2 separate regions of the Mus musculus genome follow, and region 2 is linked to region 1. Evidence: chromatin loops called from intact Hi-C (ENCODE). Cell type or tissue: heart. All regions are shown on one strand. Links, peaks and the distances in the headings refer to the core of each region. The heading gives the core; the rest is flanking DNA. Region 1 holds the start of Ttn (titin). Region 2 overlaps Ccdc141 (coiled-coil domain containing 141).

Region 1 (7,902 bases), core at 1,562-6,561:
TGCTTCTGAGATGGTTTATGCTTCATCTTCAAAGAGGATGGAATTGTACAACCCACACAATGGTGATCAGGATGGAATTGTACAACCCACACAATGGTAATCGTTCATCCTATGGCTCCTTCATCAGCTTAGGAGCTGCCTCCCTTGTGCGTGCGTACAGCTCTATCTGGACTTCTGTCCCTCTGGCCCAGCTGATAGGCTAGTCCCCAACAACTAACCTGTCACAAGAAGCTCAGCAGTACTAGTCGCTTGTCCAGATCCATTGGTGGCTCTCAGGGAGTATCGTCCACTGTTGGCTTTAGTCACGGCGGGGATCATCAATCTAGCGCGGCCATCGCTAAAGGAGATCTGCACGCCGGGCAGAGTGGAAGTTGAAATCACCTGGCCATCCCGAAACCAGCTCACCTCAGGAACTGGGGAACCTGCAAGGCAAGCAAAGTCATCTTTATGTTGGAGTGGGCATGGTCCAGTCCTCTGTTCTCTCTCGTCAAACCCTTGCACCAGTCTGGCAACTAGCCATAGTGGAGCCCCATATAGTGATAGTGACACCATGACAGTCATGTGATAGACATGTAAAACTGTGAGGCATTTGTGGCAGTTTACACAGGGGCCATTTGTGCCCCTTCGTTTTATAGATTGGAAGTTTGAGGTGCATTGGAGTGTCATCATATTTCCAAGGTCTCTTGGCTATCAGTGGTACAACTTTGGGTAGAACTGTCATCTTCTACCCTCTGGTCAGTGCTCTATCTGATTTAGTTTAGTAGACATCATTAAAATAATGAGAGGGAGCCCTAAACGTGGAGAGCTGCAGAAACTTTGAAGGAGATAGTGACAGTTGTCATCTCTGAAGGCAAGAGGCAGCAAGGCCATCTTACAGCTCTGCCTCAGGAGGGCACGCTTGAGCCCCTCCTCTGCTGTTTCAGGGACACTGTCCAGCATGTCCCTGCAAATGTCACTGCAGCACAATTTCCCTCACAGGGACAGGCTGTTCCTCATGCTAACTCCAGAGCCAAACCCAGCCATTCAGAACAAGGCGTAAAGTCAGAGCAGGGAGAGGAAAGCCAGGTTCTCTTCACCCACTGCTAAGAACCGTATCAGTGGTTTCATGTTTTATTAAAATCTAAATGTGTTCAGAATCGGGAAGGCGACTTCAGGGAAGGTTTACTTTGCATCTGACATAAATGCTTGTGACTGCTGTCCTTGAGACAGGAGGTGATGATATTAGCATGTTTCTGTGTTGTCCTTATATAAGTTGACCTCCCGTTATGGGAGAGTGAAGTTTATTAGACTAATTTGAGAGTGTCAAATGTCATCTGTGACGTATTTCTAAGAACTTGAAGGCACAGAATTAGAAGGAATCAAGGCTGTGAATATGATAGCTCACGACTAACACAAAGGTGAAAATCCCCGCAGACACCATGTGTGTTCTGCTCCGTTTAGAAGTTACAGAGGATTTGAAGAAAAATAAGTTAATCATTTGGGAGTCAGAGTTCATCATGCAAGAGGAAAATGGAACTGACTTCCATCAATAGCAAGTGAGTGATGAGTGACGTCATGATGTTCGTGCAAAGTGTTATGCAGCATGTAAGATTCACACATAATACAGAGAAAGGAAATGGAAAGAAAACTTTAGTTAATATCTTTATTACAAGCACACATTTAAAAAGAGAGAGAAAATGTGTTCACTGCAGTGATACATTGAATCATGAGCTAATCATGGCTATCAGTTAATCCATATAAACTTACATGACCAGTATGGTATTATAGAAGACGACTGACTGAATCAAATTGAAATTATTTACAGTATAGTTTATAGGCAAGGCTTCCTTGTTATACATCATGCAAGGTCTAGACTCACCCCTAAACCAAGGGATGAAGAAAAAAAGAAATGGATGAAATTCTTTTTAAATAAATAGGGAAAAATATTTGTACCCTTTGAATATAAAGACTAAAAGGAGAAATGGTATGATGTGTTACCATTCATTACAAAAGGGAATTCTTTAATACAATAGAATAATTTAATAAAGGTTAAAAAATTGTCCCTTCTTAGAATTGGGAACAAAACACCCATGGAAGGAGTTACAGAGACAAAGTTTGGAGCTGTGACGAAAGGATGGACCATCCAGAGACCGCCATATCTGGGGATACATCCTATAATCAGCCTCCAAACACTGACACCATTGCATACACTAGCAAGATTTTGCTGAAAGGACCCAGATAGAGCTCTCTCTTGTGGGACTATGCCAGGGCCTAGCAAACACAGAAGTGGATGCTCACAGTTAGCTATTGGATGGATCACAGGGCCCCCAATGGAGGAGCTAGAGAAAGTACCCAAGGAGCTAAAGGGATCTGCAACCCTATAGGTGGAACAACATTATGAACTAACCAGTACCCCTGAGCTCTTGACTCTAGCTGCATATGTATCAAAAGATGGCCTAGTCGGCCATTACTGGAAAGAGAGGCCCATTGGACACGCAAATTTTATATGCCCCAGTACAGGGGAAATGCCAGGGCCAAAAAGTGGGAGTGGGTGGGTAGGGGAGTGGGGGGGAGGGTATGGGGGACTTTTGGGATAGCATTGGAAATGTAAATGAGGAAATACTTAATTTAAAACAAAAGGTTAAAAAAACCAATAAAATAACTATAATGAGTAGTTACTGTGTCTGTGTCTATGGAAAGTTGGGATGATATATTTACATGTATCTATAATATAGTGTAAATTTAATACAGTATATTAATATATTAAATTATGTAATGTTAATTTATATATTAGTATATGTAATAATATATGATATATAAAATACATATTTTACATATATAAAAAAATTGAGGTGCACAGATTACAAGAAGCTGTCACTGAATCCCACAGCACTAGGGTTCCAGTCTGTCAGACTAGTTCTACCCCTGAACCCAAATATAGAATGACCAAATTTGATCCTTCTTAGTCGCTGGATTCTGACAGCAAATTTTAACCTGATGCTAATTATTTTTGCTTTGTAGAATTATAAATATGAATAAAACATTTTCAAAATATTTTTAAGTCATTATATTGTCAGCATCCTGTGAACAGTGTGCCCTTAAAATGACCTTTCCACAGTGCTGTGCCAATTTTACATAGTAGAAGCAGTGTTTAAACTTGGTTTCAAGACAAAAAAATAAGGTTTCTGTATTGGAGGAGGCAGGTGGAACAGAAGAGAAAGCCTGCATGTGAGCTTACCACTAACGTGAGCCTCAAAGGTTGCGGTACTACCCTCCAGTACCACAACGCTTTGTAACGGCTGCGTAAACATCGGTGCTTGAGTAGTCATCTTTTCAGGCACTCTGGAAAGAAAAAGGAAAACCAGTAAGAATATTGACGCTCAGGGCCCCTCAGCGTCTTCTTGGTGGAGACAGACATGTATTTCTCCAAACGGATTAGTCTAGTATGTAGCCCTAGAGCCACGTAGGAAGCCTTCTCCTGGTGCTTATGCAGTTGACCTTTGAGCTAATTTAAGGGAAATGGGCGGGGGTAGGTGGGGGAGTTGGCCAAGCAGAGCAAGGAATGCCCCCTAGTGGTCAAAGTGGGAATATTCAGTTGTACCAACAAGGAATATTCACGTTGGGCCAGACTGAAAGGGAAAACCAAGCTACAACATAGGAGCAGCCAATGGATTTCAGAGACATGATGTGACAAATGAACCTTTATATCAACACAGCATGGAAGAGACAGTGACATAAACAACAGTTCCCTCTCCAGCAGTTCTCACTCACAGTGTCAGCTTTTCATAAGGTGACCTTGCTTAAGGCTCTGTCCCCTCACTTAAAATCACCGCCCAAATGAAAAACCTGAACTTTGCAAGCGGTTCGCCGACTTGAAAAGGGTTGGCAAATGTTTTCTCATCATCAAGCAAGCTTTTCCCCCTCTTTCCGACAGCATAAGGAGCTTCCCACATCCTAACATTCCTGTGTATTGTATGCAATGGCACAATTAATGCTGCTGAAGTAATATTCACGAAGAATATGTAATGGGCCGAAATTTATTATAGGTCTGAAAGAAAAATGCTGCCTTGATTTCTTCACATGGATGGAGCTGTGTGTGGACTGAATCACAGAAGGCTGTGGGAATTATTCAGGGGAATAAAAAGATCTGTGCTTTATTATGTGAAATATTCAACAATAACCAAAAAAAAAAAAAAAGAGTGAAATTTGCAGTTAATTCCCTTTGTAAGTGAAAGAAAGTATTTCATCTACCATTTTTGGAGATTATGTAAGAAAATTCTTATGCATAAATAACTAAGTAGTCACCTTGAAGCAAACCAGTGTTCTGACATTAAAGGGCAGGCTCTGAATTGTCAATTGCCTCATTTTTATCTTTCACAACATTCTTTGTTCACTAAATGTTACAGTGCAATACTCTTCTTAGTCCTATAACTCAATTTTTTTTGAGACAAAATTCATACCCCATAAAAATCCAGATGTTATCCAAAAGTTTTCAGGAAACATTTCTCAGAAACTCTTGCTTCTTTCACATTATCTTTCAGATGAACACATTTTATGCCTAATTTTTCCTGTCTGTAAGCCAGTGTATCTTCAAAAAAAATTAGCTATCTCCTTAGATAAACCATGTATAATTAAGTATTTATCTAATAATGGGCATTTACAATTTGTAATCTAATCCCAGGAAGATAGGGAATCAAAGTGTATTTAGAAATTAAGAATCCTTTATTTCTTACCCTTTTTAGCATTAACATTATCTCACACCATATAATTGGATTGTGGGTTAAATTAAAATGCATAATGAGATCTGGAATCTTCTAGAAAGCAATTCTATAGCTTCATTCAAACTTATAAAATGTTGAGAATTAAGTGGCCTAGCTGGGTTTGATATTCTTATTGTCTAGGAAGACTAAATTTGTTTCTGTGAGCACTTGTTTCTCAGAGGCCTAAGGCTGAAGGCATGCATCTGAAATGTCACACTCCCAAAATAAACCGTCCAGCTTGACTGACAGCAGACAAGTGTTCTGCCACCGTCCGCAACAGATACCTCAGCAGTGGATTCCCTTAAAAAGTCATTGGGTGCAGCTGATGCCACATGGGTTTTCTCTGAGCTATTCTTGGTCTGCCTTGCTTTATCAACGGGTCACATAACCTTGTACATTCTCAGCAGACACGTTTACTAAGGAAGCAAACATTCATGTCCCCATTTCAGACTCCTGGTTCTAGGACATCCCATACATTTTAAAAATCAGAATGGTTGACTATCGCTTCAGCACTTGATTCTTTTCTTTTTTCTTTTCTTCTTTTCTTTTCTTTCCCTTTCTTTCTCTCTGGAAAATGTACATTTCAAAACCAAATTTAAAACACAGATTCACACTGTAGGTCAGCAAGATGAAACCTTTAACAGAAGGCATTCATTGTTCAGAGCATCCAATAGTAACCAATCAGAAAGAGCTCCAGGGATCAAACAAGCTGGTTCTCACTCACCTGATTTCTCAGGAGTGCCCAAAAAGGGTGGGACCAAGCCCAAGTTTGCTTCTGAAACGACGTCCTACGTAGAGTTGGTTTTTCCAACCATCTCCGACATGAATCGGTGAGCCTCTAACCCTCCAAACAAAACCACACAGTCTTGACTGTGTGGTTTTGTTTCCTATGCAATCCCTACACCCGAGGCGAGGTGGGAATGCGCGACTGCTCCAGAGCCAGGGGCTGGCCGGCCCTTATATTCCCCAGATCTGCTGACAGCCCAACATCCTTACAGCCCGGCTCTGTGATTGGCTCTGTTAGGAAGGCATGATGGGAGAGGACCTATTTGGGAGTATCACAGACCACCTGTTCCTCTGATTGGCAGTGCTAAATTTAGCCTTTCAGAAGAGGCTTTACCGAGGAAATAGAATTGTATTTTAAAATCGACCTCACTGGGACTCAGAGACAAGAGTGGTTGCTGCAAACGTGAAAACTCTACCCAGGTGGAACGGAGGCCAGAATGTGACAAAGGATAAAACTTGTGGACATTTGTAGATCTAAAACAATCCTGAACTTGAGCCCCGTGCCCTGTGAGTCAGGCTCCACTTCTGTTCCCTACCCTCTAAACCCAACCAAATGGGCCTGTCAATCATGACAGCTGATGAAGTAATTTATATCACACATAGGTTTCATCTTCTCTGAAGACTCAGTTTCGATAAACGTAGCATTTGAAGAGAATCCATTTGTCCTGTTTGTTCTATAGAATAGCTATGCCAATGTCAGTGAGTTATGTGTACCCCAGCCTTGCAGGAAATAACACCCAAAGGCAAAGTCTGCTTAAGGCTTCGGTATAGTCTGTGTGGGACAATGTCTGCTCTGGTTAGAGTTCATTTTTGCCTGCCAGTAGTATTTACCAATACCCATGGGCTGCCTTGCTGAGTGGTGAAGTCTGAGTTTAAACCAGCCATAGGGTTCTTTTACTTGGTGTAAGATTAGTACAGGGTGTGCTTCTAATCTCTGCAGCTTGCTGTCACTAATGGGAAGTGTTTAGGGCATGATATACTTACTATTTTAGGAGTGAATTTAATTTTAAGCCAGAGATAGTTCAAATACAAAAGATCATATCAAATGGCCTTTGTTGTGGCTCAACCCAGGGATTTGTAAAATTCTGCTCAGAGCAAAGAAAATTGACTCATTGATAAAGGAAAGACACTTCTATCAATAAAACAGACTTTAAAAAATTAAATTTTAAAACAAATTTCCTTATGTTTGTAATAAAAATGTTCCCTGTTGTGGGATAAATTGGCCTTGCAGTAGACTTTGAACTTTTTGAGCCTTTTCAGTCTCCTGGCTACCTATATAGTGATAGTTCATTAACATTTAACAGCTTCAATTTACCAGCAACTGGCTCCGTGAAGCTCTGATAAGAAGCTGACACCACCGTGTCCTTATTTAAACAGCTATCTCCTTTACCTAAGTGCTGCTGTCTGGCTGGAGCCGCCATGCCCAACCCCCACCAGCCGGTGTCTGCTATCACTCAGTTTCATCCCTTTCTTCCCAAATGGCCAGTTTCATGTTGTGTATCTTGACAGTGACTCCCAACCAGAGACTCCTGTTAAGGGAACTTGTCAGTCATAATAGACAATAAGTGAACTTCTTGTTCGGGGTGCTCAATAATTTGCTATTTATTTAAAATTCATTTGTGCATCTCTCTCTCTCTCTCTCTCTCTCTCTCTCTCGTGTGTGTGTGTGTGTGTGTGTGTGTGTGTGTGTGTGTGTAGCATACATGTTTCTAATCTAGAGTATGTCAGTGTCATGTCATGTTTATCGGGGGCAAGTGAAGCCATTTTAGCTCTGGAAACTTTAGCTAACAACTGAATAGAGACCTGGAGCTTGTGTTCCATTGAGTTGAGCCCAACACAATTCAGAGAGCAGATAAGCTATGAAAATACACCATATACTGCAAACATGAAGTCCTATGTGTCTCCTCCCGAGCTGCCTGTCTGTTCGCTGTCCTTGAACTTTCTAGACTTTTCAGTATTATTGAGATCCCAGCCTTTGGGTGCTCACGTTTGTAGAACGCTCTGAGTTAAGGAGGAGAGAGGGGGGATAAGGAAGGAAAAGGGAATCAGCCAGCACTCACTGCTATGAAAAGAGGCGACTGATGTATAAACGGTATCAGACTGGGTACCGCACCACAGTAAGCATTAGCTTTTTCATTAAGTTGGGCATAGTTGGAGCATAGCAAGCCAGCCTATTGGAAATGAGCCACTTCTCAGACAGAGGAGTCTGCTGATGCTGTAAGAGCTCCATTTAGTATGCTGACTGGGGAGTCACACAGATAATCCCAAACAGCTGCTAATTCAAATATAATGCCTGCTTAGTTTTGGAATGTGTGGTATGATTTGCCCTTTGAGCATCATATTCAATGTAATTTACTAAATATTTATTAAACACATG
Region 2 (7,902 bases), core at 1,398-6,397, 54 kb after region 1:
ACTTGTTGGATTTGATACTGAAGAGTCTTTAAATTTCGAGATTTCTCATTTTTCTTGGAGTAATTAAACTTCAGATTGTTGAATTTCTTTTTTATGTCTTTGAATGACTCTTTGAGCTACAGTTTAATAAAAAAAAATAAAATTATAATCCCCTTAAAATTGGAAAGTCAATATTCATTTGTGTGAATCAAAATATCTAAACATTTTCAAATTCATAATCTTAAAAATGTGTTCAAAATAATTTCAGTCAAAACTAACTCTTTATATGGACATTCATCTTTCAATGACAGTAATTTCTGATGTATGATTTTTAATTGAGTACAGTTACAAACTATCCCATTGGTTGCTAAACAAGAAAGTATCTAACATCTTGAACATAAACTCTTGCTAGCTCAAATGTTCTTATTTGTATTCCTTTGGTATAATTTTCACACTCGTTCTATTTTCTGCATGCTAGTATTGTTACAAATCTTTCCATATCATAGTACTCTCTCATAGTCATTATGTATAAAAAATTATTAAGACTCCAAAGAGCTGTTCATGATGAAGAGGTCAACGAGGGGCTGACTCTTAGAATATTTAGTACAGTACATGAAATTTAGTGAGAAAGGGATTTTATTTGCCCAGCTGAAGTTATTTCCATGAGCAAAATTTAGATAGTTTTACTCTTTAGATGTAGACCATTAACTCTGAAAATACAAACAAACAAATTAAAACCCCAAAGCAAGAGTCATCGCCACTGAGGGCAATGCTGGCTTCATGTAGGCAGGGCATAGTATGACAGTCTTGCAAACAGTTCATCTTTACCCACGCACTAGAACTCTAAGCAACCTGGTACTTTTAAACATTTTGCTTTCTGTTGCTTCTACATATTCATGAAGGGTAAGCACCCTCCTAGACAGCTCTCACTTTATATTATCAGCAAAAAGAAGCACAAAGAAAACATAAACCTAAGATTATATGGGAGTTTTTACAACAAGAAGAAATCACGTCACGGCTGATAAATCTGAATGATGGAAAGAAAAGTTAGAAATGCATTAAAATTCTTTTCAATGACAGCAAACAAATTACCCGAGAGTGTATAAAAGCTGTGCACACGTTACACCTTAGGTCCATAATATAGAAAAATACATCTGCCCCAGAAAATGTACGCTTTCTCAGAATGCTCACTCCAAACTTTCCATAGTGTGAAAATAAAACATTGATTTTTATCTTTAACTGTTCTTGGAACAAACTACATGCAAGGCTCTGGCAGACCTGTCTATGTAGAAATTATTATACTTATACAGTTTTTGCATAGGATATCCATATACGCAATCAATATTGTTTTTTTTACATAGAAAATGACATTGCTGAATATTAATTTTGCACTATGCACAGAACCAAGAATGAAGACGTTATAAACCATTTTAACAGATAAGTCAACAATGTCCAGAAAGATTGGAAAAGGCTGTAACTTCAGATTTTGAAAACGACTTCCATATCAGAAGACCAGGAAATATTTAAAATGTCCTATTAAGTTGGTATACTTATGAAATGGCTATTAAATACATATCTACATTCTGTGACACTTGATATTTTAATGTACATGTATTAATTCTAGCACGAAGGGACAAATGTGGTACCATTTATAATACTGAAGTACAAAGAAACTACCCTGAGTTATTAATAGAAAACTGAGGTACAATCTTTTTATATCCCTTGTTTTTAATCTACAACTATAAATTAGTAAATACCATATCTGAGGCAGCCCGAGATTGTTATTTAAAAACTCCTTCAGTGGCAAGTTCCTATTTAACTGTATAGGTATTTTGTTTGAGATGATTACAAACTTGGGCTGTTGGAGAATACCGCATTGCACTCTGAGTTGTACGTACTAAATATCTCTGAGCAGCACACAAAAAGTGGCTAAGATCCTCAGAGTAATGTCACAATGCTTTACCGTAATTAACAACAAAATTATCTAGGCTGTGAGCATGATTGCCTAGGATCCCAGAACTTCGAATGTCACAGAAGGATAACAAATTCAAGGACAATCTAGATTACATAGTGAAAGCTTGTCCAAAAAAACAGGAAGAGGAGGAGGAGTGTGAGGAGGAGGAGGAGGAGAAAGAGGAGGAAGAGCAAGAGGAGGAGGAAGAGGAGGAGGAGGAGGAGGCAGCAAGGTTTGGGAATGGCTCAGTGGGATACGCTTGATGCACAAATGTGAGAGCCAGAGTTCAGATCTGCCGGGACCACGTAAAGCCAAGCATGGCGCCATGTGTCTGTGATCCTAGTCTGTAATCCTGCGATTACAGTCTCTGGGAAGCAGAGACAGAATTCCCAGAAGCTCAAAAGAGACTGTTCCAAACAAGGTAGAAGAGTGGGCTGGCATCCAAGGTTGTCCTCTGTCTCCCAAACACACACTGTAGTATGCCAGCACCTGTGCCCACACACACAAACTCGCACTCACGTATATATCTCTCTCTCTCTCATACACACACACACACAAAATAAAACTGAATACAATAAAGTAATAGATAAAATAACCATTACAAAAGGAATTAAGGTGTTCAGACACTGACAATTATACACTGGATAACACAGCTTTCTACCTTACTGTATTTACTGAATCATGTCATCATTATTGATCAGTCTAGAGGAAGAAAGAGAAGTTCTACCATCAACTGGATAGCCAAAGGGTTTTATTCACTTTTTCAACCAGGAAGGCTTAACATCTACTTGAATGCTGTACGAGCATGGTGGGGAGATGGATCCCTAACACTTTCATTCTAAGCCATGTGCTTCTAATTTACTAAGAAGATTAAGAAACGTCAGACTTAGGAACTGGTAAGAACGACTTCATTTCTGCATGCCCAGCATGCATGCATGTCCACAGAGGTGATTTAGAAGGCCAAAGAATGCCTGCGGTGCTACGGGTATGTCAAACTGGAGAGCTTCATTCTGACACATAAGCTTGTGCCACAGAGTTGCTGGCACTATTCTTGTTTAGTCACATTGGAAAGCCAGTCAAAATCTAATCTCTTGTACCTTTCTTAATGCAAATTCAAGAGCACTATACATACAAGTAGAAGGGAGCGTGGATGAAGGGCCTCTAGCATCCACGAATCCAGCCACACCACATTTCTCTTATCCGCACATTCCAATAGGAAAACTTAATCTAATCCCCACGTAAGTTGGTATCCCAGTTTTAAAGGAACTAAGTGCTCTGGTTACTGCTCTGGGGTATCATTGTCCACACAGCTGCTTCTAACTTTAGCAAGCTTGTCAACAATAGGGCATGGTGGAGACGGGTCAGACAACTGCCCTGCTTGTACATATGAGCAGCCACACACGCCAACTGCATGGGAAAGGGAATAGTTTATTCACTAGAAACCTATAAACGCTATAATTCGAATTAGTAAAATTTATGTATTATGGATGTTAGAATATTTTTTTAGTGAGTGAGTTGATTCTTTCCTCTGTGTAATGCTCAGTTCCTCTGTGTTTGTACAGAGGAAGTAGCCCAAACTTACATGCCATAATTAGAAAAAATTCTAAAATTGTAAAACTGCTCGCTCTCTCTTTTTGAAACGTATCCTCTCATAATTTCCCCAGTGAGTGATAAGTCTCTCTTCAGGGCTAGAAATGAGAAAACTTCTCTAGAAACAGAAGGTTAAGAGCTCCTGACAGGCTAGGCTGGCTCGCTATTCTTAGCCTTGACTAAGCTGGCTGAGGCAGCTTTCACAAGAATGCCTGATGTGTAAGTCTGGTACTGGCAAGGCCAACTGGTGTGAGGGACATGGGCTATTTAAAACCAAGGCAATGGGTTTGCAAAGAAAACCTTGCTTTAGGACTGTGGCATACTGGCTGAACTTCCAAATTCAAAACGAGCAGTCAGGTTTTGTTTCTCTAGCATCCACTTCACAAGTTCAGAGACTCATAATGAAAGGCTGAAATGCACCACCACCCAGAGATGCTTGGATTCTAAACGAAGACATCCAAAGATGCAAAATCTAATCCGGATGAGCTTCTGCAAATATTATTGGAGAGCACTGGGTCTCCATGTTGGACAGATTTCTGGAGAAGTCTCTTTGGTCTTCTTCTACTTGGTAACCAGAGAACATCTTCCTTAGCTCCAAGGCACATAGCAAAAGGAAGTGAGACAAGTCATAAAGCAAAGACCTGTTCTGAATTATAAGCTGCAGCCAGTCTCAGCATTAAACATTGTCTTGAATGTCCACCATCTTCATAATGAATTTAGTACATTTTGTTTGTTCTACTTTGGGAAAGGGTAACTATCATTTTAAACGTGAGCTGTCCATACCTTCCAGAAGATCCTACATGGTATTTTACAGACATCAAACACTACGATTTAAATTTTTAAGCCTTTGGGATGAACATTTTCTGAACAAATTGTAATTTTTCCTGTCCACTTATATATGCTACCCAAATCCAGCTGGGTCAGGGCCTGCTGAGCAGATGGCTGGGCGCTGAAGTACCATGTGGGTTTTAAGTTTCTCAAGACTCTTCTGTGTTTTACAGACATTTGTAGAGTTACAGCATGGCTCTCGGTAGCCACATGAAATACATTTGTTGGATAAAGACAATTTACTATTTTTTTTCGAAGACAAGTTTGGGTTACAAATCGGAAAAATGAACATTGTCTGTGTTTTTCTCAGTGATGCCCATCTGGTGTTCTGTTCCCTATGTAAATTGTTCCTGTGCCCTTTCCTGCAGTGGATGGTACCCATGCTCATTTTGTCCGCGGCAAAGTGCCAGACAGTAGAGTGTGGTTTTCATTCTATCACCTATGCGTGTTATATAAAAGCATCACTCCTCAGTTATAATCTATTGCTTCTGATCCAGTTTCTGTGGCTGGCTCTCAGATGACCAATCCATTCAAATTTGCAACAGAATTTGGGGGATTCATGCCTGGTATATGGAATATATATGCTAAATCCTTTCCTTCTTACTTTCTGATAGGAAAGCTGTTGCTGTCCTCGAGGAGATTTTCCCGGGTAAGGTAGTGTAACGGTCTGGAAGCTTCTGTGTGGAAAACTTATTTTGAGAAAATGGATAGCGGCCTGATTCTGTCATCCCATTCTTCCCAGCAAAGTAATTGTTTGTGACACAAAATAGGAGCCTTTAAGTTATAAATCCCCATTAACATCATGTAAATATAAGGGTAATTCTTTTGTTGGTCAGCTTGTAAGAAGGAAACGTAGCAGCATACTAACTTCTCAAAGGTAGATTATAAACAAATGAGGTTCCTTTGTAATATAATATGGTCATGGAAATTTCTAGGATATTTTGTGTGTTAATGATATATTCACATGGCCAAGCAAGAAAATCCAAAGTGCTATTGAGCTGTTATGCATACGAATGTATCCTTGCATGAAATGGGTAGGGAAAAAAATGCCATAAAATCTGGCAGTTTGACAGTTGTGTTTCTCACGGGTAAACATGAAGAAAACGAGTTTTTCAAAAACTTCCTATGCATAAAATTATGCAAAGATAATGTAACACAAAAGGCACTGTTACGTGTCTTTAAAGGAAATCACATCTTATTTTTCAAATGGCATTTCAAGCGGCTTCCTTTCGTTCACCTTGAGGTACAAAGTCCTTCTGTAAGGGCCCCAGTGAAGAGTTCACTCAAAGTTAGCTTCAGCAAAGTCAAAAGAAAAGATTTTCTGGAAACAATCAAATCAATTGTGACAGATCACTCATACATATTATAAGAGATGTATTGGAAAGCAGGACTGCCAAGGGTTGGCTGGGATTGTACTGAGACAATAGTTCATTCCGATAAGCAAACGCCAAGTATGTTCATGTCTGGCAGGTAAATCTTGGCTCAAAGTTGACTCCCCAAGCCCCCAAAGCCCCAAAAACTACAGACAGAAGCTCTGCAGCCTTCTAGTGCATTAAGATGAATCCCTCACACACACATCTTCATGGTCTCCAATGAAAATGAAGACATAAAGCCAGATATTCTCCAAAGTCTATCGCAACTCAGTATCTGGGAACTTTTGTGAGCTACTTTGATCACACTGAGAATAAAACAGTGGTTTGTGACCAACTTGAAAAATAAAATGTTAAGTATGGTCTGGTTCCTTGGCAAAATATTATTCATTTGTTTGTATCAGAAAACTACTTAACACACAGCATTTCAATTTTTGTTATTTGTTTGGGGATGAGGTCTTATGTAGCCCATACTGACCTCGAAGAACTTGTTCTGTAACCAAGACTGGCCTTGAACTCCTGCCTTCCTTGCCGTTGCCTCCCAAGAGCCAGGAAAATAGGAATGTGCTTCATTTCATTTTATAATGCTCTAGATACCCATGTCTAAACAACACATATAGATGCCAAATGTTGTCACCATGGATATAGCAACTGAGTCTCCTCACAGCTATGGTACAACATAGAATAAGACATAACTTCATTTTATTTTACTAAAGGTCAACGATATTCTTTCTGATTATCATGCCACTAGCTGGGTGTTTGTGAAATCCAGCATATGGATGCCACACTTCGACATGCCTGCTGTGTCTCCACAAGAACAAATAGTAAAAAAAGACTCAAGGTTTCCAAAATTCCTTCAGTGTGAAAGGGTAGCCTAAAGATTAATTGGATTAGAAGTAGAAGCGATAGAGAACGATACTTCTCTTAGTAATTATGAGTGTGTTAACTGATACCTGATTCCTAAACCAAAACCCACGTGTATGGCTTGCTCATTCCTGAAGGGGTACAGACAATCCTGGGGCGTCCCTACTATGACTGGAAGGGTCATATGTCATCTCTGCTGGCTCTGAGCGCAAGTTCATCATGAGGCTGTCCCTGTAAATAGAAGTTCTGGAAGGCCTTAGGCAGGGGGACCAAGCTTCTTAAATGCCACAGCTCTTCAGGGACATGGAAACCCAGAGAGGCGGGGCTGGGAACACATGCAGCCTGCTTCACCGATGCTCTCTCTGTAGTTGCAGAGCTGCGCCATCTCCGAAGGGAGAGATGTTTGGGCAAAGCAACGGAAAAAGAGAAGGAAGAAGATGAAAGGGAAGGAAAGAACTAAGAAAATTTAGAAAAAGATCTTTTTTGAAAATGGCCATGAATCTTTCATAGCCCCGGGAGAACCAAGACACGCTGGATGATTCTCGAATCAAAACTAAACAGAGCTCACAGAAGTGTAAACTGTAGCATAGGGAAGCAGAAGAGGCTGCACCCCTGTGTAGAGGGCAGAATACACTGTGGTTTCACCAGAATGCGGACCAGAAGAAGAGTGGAGAGCATGCAGCGTTGTAGCACACTGCTATAGTAAAAGCCATGCCAGCACCTTCTCCATGGTCCCTCCTCTTGAACCGGATCCTAGCAGCTTCTCCTGACCTCTCACTCTCTTTCCAGCATGCTCCCTCTTGCACCTGCCTGTGACCTGCAGGAAGGGTGGGATCTCCAGTGAAGACCATCATTAAAGCTCCATTACCCATTCTTTAACCCGTGAGCTAATGATTCTCCATACCTGGTGGGCGTAGATTACACAGATGGGGCATAAACTAAGAATTCAAGAAAGTTGTTAGTTAGCTACCTTTCCCCTTACCCCTTTCCCAGTGGACTCAGAAAGATAGAGACAGACGTGGAATTGTCATTTTCCTTGTGTCTTCCTTAGAACAAGTGAGTGATGGGTGGAAGACCACTATGCTCAGCATTAGACAGCCAGCACAACCCATGAATGCAAATCTTAATCGTGGGGCAGGAAGTGAAGGACAAGGGTAGAATATGTGTCATGGCTAGGAACCATTGATGGAGGCATGGGGAAATTGGGTCTGTGTGGATGAAAGAGCAAGGGGGACCCCTTACCCTTTCCTTTCCCCTGAAACTTCTTTTGCCAGAAAAGGCATCTGTTCACATCAACAGGAACCGAGTTACTTGACT

Evidence for each region. A loop is a pair of places that touch in the nucleus more often than their neighbours do. Peaks named below come from ENCODE experiments on the same cell type or tissue, not always from the same donor. Only the 100,000 strongest peaks of a DNase experiment are listed, where the experiment ranks them.
Region 2: it touches region 1 in a loop (2.3-fold over the local background); 5 of 42 quality-filtered maps call a loop at or near these places.

The regions. Positions count from the first base shown.
Region 1 is chr2:76,976,875-76,984,776 of GRCm38, forward strand. Ttn (titin) reads right to left here and starts at 5,673. Exons shown (of 313, transcript NM_011652.3): 1 at 5,464-5,673; 2 at 3,218-3,321; 3 at 219-422. The coding sequence starts at 3,308. In heart, for the core only: a CTCF peak has its summit at 3,556 (motif pointing left); DNase peaks (open chromatin) are centred at 3,517, 5,037 and 5,747; H3K4me3 peaks cover 3,710 bases; H3K27ac peaks cover 3,550 bases.
Region 2 is chr2:77,030,592-77,038,493 of GRCm38, forward strand. It overlaps Ccdc141 (coiled-coil domain containing 141), which reads right to left. Exons shown (of 24, transcript NM_001025576.3): 18 at 1-116. Among named protein-coding and RNA genes, the nearest start is that of Gm39862, 36 kb to the right of the region's middle. In heart, for the core only: no CTCF peak of the experiment used is centred there; a DNase peak (open chromatin) is centred at 3,750.